Regions from separate parts of the Homo sapiens genome. Here region 1 is linked to region 2. Evidence: chromatin loops called from intact Hi-C (ENCODE). Cell type or tissue: PC-9. All regions are shown on one strand. Links, peaks and the distances in the headings refer to the core of each region. The heading gives the core; the rest is flanking DNA.

Region 1 (5,380 bases), core at 235-5,234, 83 kb before region 2:
TTGGCTGCCAGTCTTGGATTAGTAAAAGGAGGTAATTCTTTCAGATTCCCTGGTTCTTTGCCACTCAGAGTATTGTACTTTTGATATAGAATAGAGAAGGTTACCTTTGGTTTAAAAACTATTTTTATATACTAGCTCTTTCATGTATAAAACAGAGACAATCATCCTAACAAAAGAGTTCCTGTTATTTTTCTGCACAAATGTCTTGTGTTGAAACACTGTTACAGTTCCATATAAATGTGTGCTATATAAAATAAACTTTGGAGATAAAACAAGGGTTTTTTCATTATAATACTAAAAAAAGTGTACTGGTGGTGGTATAAAGGCAACACCAATTGTTGGCTGAGCTATGAACACAGGCAGCCAGCAAATTGAATGAACAGGGATCAAATCCCCTGATTTCCCTCTTCATCCAGTTGGTGATTTGGCAGAGTTCCACTTCTGGAATAGAAAGATGTGAGTTTTTTTGTTTGTTTGTTTGTTTTAGAGACAAGGTCTCACTCTGTGGCCAAGGCTGGAGTACAGTGGCACGATCATAGCTCACTGCAGCCTCAAACTCTGAGGTTCATGCAATCCTCCCACCTTAGCCTCCTGAGTAGCTGGGACCACAGTCATGGCACCATACCTGGCTTTTTTTTTTTTCTCTTCGTCTTCTTTCTTCTTTCTTCTTTCTTCTTCTTCTTCTTTCTTCTTCTCTTTTTTTCTTTTTTTTTTTTTTTTTTTTTTAGAGATAGGGTCTTGCTATGTTGCCTAGGCTGGTCTTGCACTCCTGGCCTCAAGTGATCTTCCTGCCTCAGCCTCCAAAAGTGCTGGGATTACAGGCATGAGCCACCACACCCAGCCTAGATGTGAGTTTTCAAGCTCTGGTTGTCTTCCTGCAACTATTTCAGTGCTTGTTACTCTTCCCTGTGATGGTTCTGTTGTATAAGTTGAGGCTTATTACTGCAGTATCTTTTGATTTTTTTAAAAAAAATATTTTGTTTTTTCTTTCTTGCCCTGGTTTATGGTGCTGATCTTGCTTTTTTTAATCCCAATAAAAATCATATAACCTAAAAGTAACCATTTTAAAGTGTATATTCACAAGGCTGTGCAGCTATCCCCACTGTCTAGTTCTGGAACATTTTCATCACCCTGAAAAGAAAATCTGTGTCCTTTAAGCAGTCACTCCCCTTTCCCTCCTCCCCTTGCCCCTTTAATTCTCACATTCAGTGCTCACCTTGGATGAGGAAAACCCTCTTGCTTTGAAAAGTCTGGGCAGTTAATTGTGCTCTTTTATACTCATCTCTTAATGACATCACTGTTACTGTGAGTGGCAAAACAAATGTTCTGATCTGCCTGTGAGTGTTTAGTTTCCAATCTTAAGTCATGCTTTACTCCAGCAGTCCCCAACCTTTTTGGCACCAGGAACTGGTTTTGTGGAAGACAAATTTTCCATGAACCTTTGGTGGGGATGGTGTGGTGGTTTTAGGATGACTCAAGTGCATTACATTTATTGTGCACTTCATTTCTATTATTACATTGTAATATATAATGAAGTAATTATACAACTCACCATAATGTAGAATCAGTGGGAGCCCTGAGCTTGTTTTCCTGCAACTAGACGGTCCCATCTGGGGGTGATGGGAGACAGTGACAGACCGTCAGACATTAGACTCTCATGAGAAGCACACAACCTAGATCCCTCACATGCGTGGTTCACAATAGGGTTCTCACTTCTATGAGAATCTAATGCCACCACTGCTCTGACAGGAGGCCGAGCTCAGGCAACAATGCAAGTGATGGGGAGCCACAGTAAATACAGATGAAGATTTGCTCTCCTGCCACTCACCTCCTGCTCTGTGACCCAGTTCCTAACAGGTCACAGACCAGCACCAGTCCGTGGCCCAAGGGTTGGGGACCTCTGCTTTACTAGGTTTTGTTTTTGATAAGGCAAGGTCCTTGTTTATCCCAAGTCTTTGGGGTCTGGTGCTTATGAGAATGGTGGTAGCCATTCCCCACTGAACATGCTAGAGCATTCTATATACTTTTAAATCAGCACGAACTAGACACATCCCATTCCTGTCAAATTCCAGAAATCCCATTCCTCCTTGTGTCTCATCTGAGCTGGAAACTCTTCACTGCCAAGTCTGGCGCCAGGTCCTGTTGATCCATCCATTGAAACTGTCTACCAGGATGTTCCTGTTTACAAGGCCAAGGTGATGGACACTGACCTAGCTTTCCCCTCACGCATTGCTGCCTCGCATTTCCCTTCCTGGTATCCTCTACCCGGAGGGACAGACCCCTGGCCTCTACCAGCAGATTCTGCAGATCAGCGCATTTTCTACGCCTGTGTCATTGTGGACACTGCATGTGGAATGAAGTTTTTTAACAGCTCCAATCCCTAAAAACCACAAGAATGCAGTGTGAAATACCATAAAGAATGCCAGACAGGCCCCTGAAGACCTGAACCCAGCTGAGAGGGCTGCTAGCTCACGTGTGACATTGTGCACGTTGTTGCTCTTCTCTGATCCCTGTTCCTTGTCTGTCAAATGAGGGGGCTGTGCTACAATCTCTGCAGCCTTTTCAGTTTTGAGACTCCACTGTTCTCAAACACCTCTAACTCCTTGGAGCCAGAGCAAGAGGGATCAGGAGGCATAAAACAGCAGCGATGGCCAAGGAGCCAGAGCGTGGAGGCGGACTGTGCATGACATTTTATCATGTCAGGGGGCAATTCCCTGTCATTTTCAGTGACCCCACCCCTCCAGTGCCTGGCCGGCCTGGTTGGTCAAAACAGGCCCCGAAACAGCCTCCTTGCCTTTGGTCTCCTTACCAGTCCAGTTACAGTGTTTCCAGATGGGTCCTAGGCACCCATCTGATTCTAATTTCCCCAACTGTATTGTAATCATTGCAGTTAGGTTTACATGTGCAATATGCAAGGTACTTGATAGGCATTTTCTTTTTGTTTTTTTGAGATGGAGTCTCGCTCTGTTGCCCAGGCTGGAATGCAGTGGCGTGATCTTGACTCACTGCAACCTCTGCCTCCCAGGTTTAAGGGGTTCATCTGCCTCAGCCTCCTGAGTAGCTGGGACTACAGGCACACACCACAACACTTGGCTAATTTGTGTATTTTTAGTAGAGACAGGGTTTCACCATGTTGGCCAGGCTGGTCTCGAACTCCTGACCTCAGGTGATCTGCCTGCCTCAGCCTCCCAAAGTGCTGGGATTACAGGCATGAGCCACCGTGCCCAGCCAGGCATTTTCAATGCTCACAACAACTCTATGAGGTGTGGGTATTCATTTATGCCTATGAGGACACTGAAATTTGTGGAGAGCAGCATTTGTTCCAGGTCACACAGCTGGAAAGAGACAGAGCTGATATTCAAACCCAAGTTTGTCCCTCAAACTAACACCCCACACTGCTTTGGGAGTGGACATAGTGTCTTGAGGCTTGCAGGGTATGTCACAGACACCAGAGCAGTGTCTTTGGTGCTGGGAATGAAATGTTTGTTGGCATTTAGTGTGTTTACTGGGTGCCAGTCCCCTCACTAAGCACCTGCATTATGTCTCCCACATGGGATTCTGCAAAGTAGAAATTTTACGTCTCACAGGTGAAGGATCAAGCTCAGAGAGGTTAACTTGCCCACAGTCTCATGACTACAAAGTGGCAGAGCAGCCAGGATTTGAACCCTGGTAGCCTGGTGCCAGAGCCCACCCTGTTAACCACAAGCAGAGAGGTTCTTGATATTCTGATCCCATTAATTATGAGGGAGAAAATGTTTCTCTGCTGACAAATTGTTAAGGGGAAATTTACCCTCATTTCTCCTGAGCCTTAGGGGTGTCACTCTTAAAATCGCATATTCAACAAACAAATGCCTTCTAAGTACTGAGCACTGTGCACGATGGTTTTATTGTGATGTGTCTATTTTTTACGACAATTTAGTGTCATGAGTGATATGCTAGAGGTGTGTCTAGGGTGTGGCTTGTCACTTATTAGCTGTGTGACCTTAGGCAAGCTTCTTAACCTGTTTTCTCATCTGGGAAACGGGAGTGATGGTGCGTGTCAGCTGTGATGCGTGTAGGTGCTTCACAAGATGCTGAAGTGTGAACGGCAGGCAGGCATCACGAAGCAAGCAATAGTTAGAAGCTGACTCCGGATAGACCTCAGTCTCCCGGGTGAGGAAGGTGGTGGAGGCGGTCTTGGGACTTTGGGCCAAGTGGCAGAGTAGTGGGACGGGGAATTTTAGGCCAGGGTGCTTTTCCTCAACAGAGCTCAAGCCATCCACTCAGGTTTTGCAGGCCAAGCAGGCTAGAAGGGCAAAGGGATAACAGGAGTGAGGAGGGAAACGAGTGAAGTGCAAACCATAGAATGTAGGGCAGATGCGGAGGGGCATTAGGGTGGGAAGGGGCTGAGAAGGAGGGTGGACCGAGGACTGGAGGGAAAGGAACTGTCGCAGTGAGGAGGAGTTCCGGAATGGGAAAGAGCACGTGGGTAGGAAGGAGAGCATGCGTCTGGATGCTGAAGGCCCAGGGCTCAGCCGAAATGGATTGAGAGCATAAGCCGGGGCCAAAGCCCTTAGTGAAGGCAGATGGGGCCCCCTCTCCATCCCAGGCCTGTCTTCTGTCCCCTCTCCCCGTGGGGCTCCTTTCCTTGCTGCAGCCTCAGGAACTCAGCCCACTCCCTTGGGAGCAGTGAGGGCAGCCACTCCCCATCCCCTGAGCCAGCCTCACTGTCCCTGGGGCCCCACATGACTGGACAGACTTCATTGGTTTCAAGGTTTTCATGGCTAATTTCTGTAAGGAAACACACACAAGGGGATGTGCCACATTCCTAAAAGTGCTCATGGTTTCTTGCTGACAGGTTCAGTTCCCTTCTCAGAAGGCAAACGTTAGCACCAAAGGGCTTCTGTCCTTTGCTTTTATCACCCTCAGCATGTGGCCCAGTTAAGACTAACACCCCCTCCTCCCACCCAGTTCTGCTTGTACTTTGACGAGGGGCCCTTATGGTCTGAAGCCTCTTCCACCAGGAGAGTGCAGCAGACACCTGTCGCATGGGGCCTCTTGTGCTGTGCCGTAAGGGCCACATGGGTGTGGGCAGGTTGGATGACCCAAGAACACGAGCCTCAGAGGTGAACAAAAGACACTGGTGTGTGGTGCTAGTCTAGAAGCAGCGGCAACTGGGGAGCCTCAATGCCAGGCCAACCCCCTGCCTCTGCCCACGGCATCCCTGCATGTTCCCCCTAACTGAAGTGCATGGGCCCAAATGGGCAGCTTCCTTAGTGAGCCACATCCACAAGAAGGAGCGAGGGTGTCATTCAGCTGGCAGGTGGAGGCAGCCGCAGTTGAGATGGTCACGTTCAACCTGGACCCCAGGCTCCAGAGGGCACAAGGGGAAAGGCACACC
Region 2 (5,380 bases), core at 306-5,305:
AAATTGTCCCAAATTTGGCTAGTGGGAGCCCCTTCTAGCTGGCTCCTGTATCTTTATTTGTTTGTTTATTTACTTATTTATTTTATTTATTTTTTGAGACAGGGTCTCACTCTGTTGCCCAGGCTGGAGAGCAGTGGCACGATCTTGGCTCACTGCAACCTCTGCCTCCCTGTTTCAAGTAATTCTTGTGCCTCCAGAGTAGCTGGGATTACACGTGGGTGCCACCACGCCTGGCTAATTTTTGTATTTTTAGTAGAGACAGGGTTTCACTATGTTGGCCAGGCTGGTCTCGAACTCCTGGCCTCAAGTGATCCACCTGTCTTGGTCTCCCAAAGTGCTGGGATTATAGGCGTGAGCCACCACACTCAGCCTCCTGTATCTTTTTAACATGAGTCTTATCGATTTTCGAGTATTCCTTGCTTCCTCACATTACCAGATGTTCCAGACGCACTTTGTTCTTCCCTTGCCCTGGACATGGAATCAGCCACTTCTCTAAGGAGATCTAGTTCCTTTGAGTGGGAACAGTGTTTTAGACATGAACATGTGCCACCCAGATCATCTTAAGAAAGAATTTGAAGCTGAGCATGGTGGTACACGCCTATTGTCCCAACCACTTGGGAAGCTGAGGTGGGAGGATCACTTGAGTCCTGGAGGTCATGCCTGCAGTGAAATAGGATTGTGCCACTGCACTCCAGTCTGGATGACCTAGTGAGACTCCATCTCTAAACAACAACAACAATAAAATTAAATTAAATTAAATTTTAAGTAGAAAGGGCTTGCTGCCTATCTATCGGGAGTGTGGTCAGCGGGCAGCCTCCAGCTGTCTGCTCCTTCAATGTCTGCCTCAGCTGCAAAACACTTTCACTTAGGTGCATGCCCTTCCGGGGCCACCTACGTCTAGTGATTGAGACAGAAGTAAAAGGCCTGGCTTTTCAGCCCCATTTGGGACACTCTATTGGGACAAAATACTTGTACCAGAGCGCCCTGCTGGGTTGGTTGAGGTCCGCAACACAGTTCATCTTTCTCTTCTCAGTCCTGCTTCCTTCGGTCCTTCCATAGGTATACATTGGTTGATCTCTAGTAAACATCTTGTACTTTATACTCCATCACAGCTTCTGTTTCCAGAGACCCCCACCTGAGGCAGGTGGTATTCAGAATATAGTAGTCCCCCTGAAACCAACCCAATAGCCCCATAGATACTTTTTTTTTTTTTCATAAACAGAGAAATTGACAGACACTTCTGGTCTCAAAGCTTGAAACTTTTTTTTTTTTTAGACAGAGCTTCACTCTTCTTGCCCAGGCTGGAATGCAGTGGCGTGATCTTGGCTCACTGCAACTTCTGCCTCCCGGGTTCGAGTGATTCTCCTGCCTCAGCATCCTGAGTAGCTGGGACTACAGACACCTGCCACTGTGCCCAGCTAATTTTGTATTTTTAGTAGAGACAGGATTTCACCATGTTGCCCAGGCTGGTCTCGAACTCCTGACCTCGGGTGATCCACCCACCTTGACCTCCCAAAGTGCTGAGATTACAGGCATGAGCCACCACGCCCAGCCAAGCTTGAAATTTGTATTTGTTTATCTGAGTTCTTTCCTCAGGAAAGGGCTGTCGGGCCTCTCAAAAAAAAAAAAAAAAAAAAAAAAGGATCAACTTTGGGAGGCCCAGGTAGGCAGATCACTTGAGTCGAGGAATTTAAGACAGCCTGGGCAACCTAGCAAAACCGTGTTTCTCCGCATATTCTCACTCATAGGTGGGAATTGAACAATGAGATCACATGGACACAGGAAGGGGAACATCACACTCTGGGGACTGTTGTGGGGTGGGGGGAGGGCGGAGGGATAGCATTGGGAGATATACCTAATGCTAGATGACGAGTTAGTGGGTGCAGTGCACCAGCATGGCACATGTATACATATGTAACTAACCTGCACAATGTGCACATGTACCGTAAAACATAAAGTATAATAATAAAAGAAAAACTTAAAAAAAACCGTGTTTCTATTTAAAATACAATAAGCTAGGTGTGGTGATGCACGCCTGTAGTCCCAGCTACCCATGGGGGCTGAGGTGGGAGGATAATTTGAGCCTGGGAGGTGGAGGCTGCAGTGAGCTATGATACTGCCATTGCACTCCAGCCTGGGTAGCAGAATGAGACTCTGTCAAAAAAAAGTATCAAAGAACTGAAACTCACCACATCACCACCTGGAGACAATGAGATGTCGGACCCCTTATTCATCATGATTGCTTCCTGGCCCCTCCCTAGTTTCTGTTTTCTTACTCATTGTTACATTTCTTGCCTGCTGTATAAACCCCTAGTTTTTGTTGGTCTGGGAGATGGATTTGAGACTGAGCTCTCATTTCCTCAGCTGCAGCACCCAATTAAAGCCTTCTTCCTTGGCAATAATCATCATCTCAGTGATTGGTTCTCTGTGTGGTGAGCAGCAGTACCTAGACCAAACCCCTGGTGTTTGGGTAACATTCCCTTATCCTCAGGGGCTACATTCCAAGACTTCCAGTGGATGCCTGAAACCACAGATAGTACCAAACCCTGTACAAACTATATCATTCAATCTGATAACCGGCACAGGCAGGTAGTAACCACAGCATGAACATCCTGGACAAAGGGATGATTCATGTCCTGGGAGGGATAAAGCAGGACTGTGCAAGATTTCATCATGCTACTCAGAACAATTTAAAGCTTATGGTTTGTTTATTCCTGGAATTTTCCATTTAATATTTTTGGGCTGTGGTTGACTGTGGGTAACTGACACCACAAAAAATGAAACCACAGATAAGGGAGGACTACTGTACAAGAACTAGGTGCTGTGTGCTCACTGCCATTGGGATGTCATTGATTCTAGGCCCTTTTACTAGACAGAAGTACATTTTAAAATCATGAGGCCGGCCAGGCGCGGTGGCTCATGCCTGTAATTCCAGCACTTTGGGAGGCCGAGTCGGGTGGATCACAAGGTCAGGAGTTCAAACCTAACATGACCAACATGGTGAAACCCCCGTCTCTACTAAAGAATACAAAAAGCTGGGCGTGGTGGTGCGTGCCTGTAATCCCAGCTACTCAGGAGGCTGAGGCAGGAGAATCGCTTGAACCCAGGAGGCAGAGGTTGCAGTGAGCCGAGATCGTGCCATTGCACTCCAGCCTGGGTGAAACAGCGAGACTCTGCCTCAAAAAAAAAAAAAAAAAAAATCATGAGGCCGGGCACGGTGGCTCACGGTTGTAATCCCAGCACTTTGGGAGGGTGAGCCAGGCAGATAACTTGAGGTCAGGAGTTCGAGACCAGCCTGGCCAACATGGCAAAACCCCATCTCTGCTAAAAATACAAAATTTAGCGAGGCGTGTGGCATGCACCTGTAATTCCAGCTACTCGGGAGGCTGAGGCAGGAGAATCGCTTGAACCCAGGAAGCAGAGGTTGTAGTGAGCAGAGATCATGCCACTGCACTCCAGCCTGGGTGACACAGTGAGACTCAGTCTCAAAACAAATAAATAAATAAATAGAATTGAGTTCATACTAGTAGCTATATTCCAGTCCAACATCACATGGTTCTTCCACTCCCTCCCCTGTAACATAACTTGTATTTCCCCTTTCCCACAGTGAGAATCCCAACTTCCAGTGTATTTATGCATTTTTCAGCCTATTTACTCATTTGCTGAGTCCAGTGATACACAAAATGGCTTCAAATTGCTACAGCAGCAGTGTTGACATCAATAATAAACCACTAACATGTTCAAGGTTGCTTTGCCATTATTTTTATCTATATAATATATCTTATTGAATGTGCACAATGAGATTGCTGTGTCAAAAGTTAGTGGACGAATTCTTTTTATTCTACTGCATAATTACATCTTCAGTGTGATATGCAGTTATTTGTTTATATTGCATTTTCATTTTTTCTCATATTCAGTTTTATTTTTGAATATGTAAAATATTAACATAATTAAAGGACAAAATATACAAAAATATACTTAGAGAAGTGCCATTGCTTTCTTTCACATCCCATTCCCACCCATTCCTTTTGGGTCATCAACTTCCTTAATGTCTGGCTTATCCTTCCTGCAAAATATATTTTGCAGATATTAGCTACTTTCTTATACAAAAGGTAGAATACTATATATAGTATTTCACAACTTGCAAACACAAGATTTAAATTAAATTAAATTGAATTTTAATTTAAAATTTGGAGGGTTTTTTTTAATTTTTATTTTTATTGAGATTGAGTTTCACTCTTGTCGCCTAGGCTGGAGTGCAATGGCATGATCTCGGCTCACTGCAACCTCCGCCTCCTGGGTTCAAGCAATTCTCCTGCCTCAGCCTCCCGAGTAGCTGGGATTACAGGCGCCCACCACCATGCCCAGCTAATGTTTGTATTTTTAGTAGAGACAGGGTTTCACCATGTTGTCCAGGCTGGTCTCGAACTCCTGACCTCAGGTGATCCACCCACCTCGGTCTCCCAAAGTGCTGGGATTACAGGCATGAGCCTCTGTGCCTGGCCAAATTTGGAGATTTTAAATATGCTTGCTTGAAAGTCCTTTTTAGGTTATTCCGTTATTTTCATATCCTCAGATATTGGGTCTCTGGCCACTTTTTGTGGTGCCCAACTTCCCCATAGATGTTATCGTTTTGTTTGGGACCTAATTTTCTATGGGAATTTTCTTTTGCATGCCCATCCCCTTGGAGGTGGTTTCTCGGTTCTCCCAGTCCTGGCTCCTTGAGTTAGCAAAAGCTCAGATCAGGGCTTCTTCCTGTAAGATGTAGCAGTTCCAATGCCCACACTCAGATGGCACAAACCAGGCATAGGTCTTATGTTAGCTTGAGTTTTCTGCCTCAGCTGCTGCTTCAGACAAGCAGGAGATTCTGGTCCAATCCTAGTGGGAGGCAGACCAGGTGGGAAGCACAGCTGTAAACCTTGCTTTCACACAGAGATCCTGGTGCCAGCCTCCTACCACATACTGGGCAAGTTTGGCGGAATTTCCCCCATGGACTTGAAGCCCTATCCTAGACTGCTCCTAGCTCTCCACTCTTAGTTTCTGTCTCTGTTCTGGACTGTGACAATTTTCAGTTTTCCTCTCACAGTTGACGGTTATGTACTTTTAAATATCTTCAAGACCTTCTAGATCATTCCTATGTGTTTGAAATAATGTGGGGAGAATTAGGCATATGCTCACTTCACCTTCTTGATGTGAAACTATTTGTCATTTATTCAACACATATTTATTGGGACTCACTATGTGGCAAGCACTGGCACAGTTTCTTGGAATACCAAAATAAATTAAAGATATTATCATGGCTGATCAAAGCTCAAGCTTCCTTCTCTTTATGCTTTGTTTATTAATAATGTGCAATTTACCTTCATAATACAACAAAACC

What was found. Peaks named below come from ENCODE experiments on the same cell type or tissue, not always from the same donor. Only the 100,000 strongest peaks of a DNase experiment are listed, where the experiment ranks them.
Region 1: a loop joins it to region 2, with 9 times the contacts of the local background. A loop is called at or near these places in 4 of 110 quality-filtered maps.

The regions. Positions count from the first base shown.
Region 1 is chrX:136,211,706-136,217,085 of GRCh38, reverse strand. MAP7D3 (MAP7 domain containing 3) reads left to right here. Exons shown (of 19, transcript NM_024597.4): 19 at 1-272. Among named protein-coding and RNA genes, the nearest start is that of FHL1, 17 kb to the right of the region's middle. RefSeq lists a silencer at 2,282-2,576. In PC-9, for the core only: no CTCF peak of the experiment used is centred there; a DNase peak (open chromatin) is centred at 2,325; H3K27ac peaks cover 726 bases.
Region 2 is chrX:136,128,478-136,133,857 of GRCh38, reverse strand. No RefSeq gene overlaps it. Among named protein-coding and RNA genes, the nearest start is that of FHL1, 66 kb to the left of the region's middle. In PC-9, for the core only: no CTCF peak of the experiment used is centred there; DNase peaks (open chromatin) are centred at 1,627 and 2,617; H3K27ac peaks cover 3,579 bases.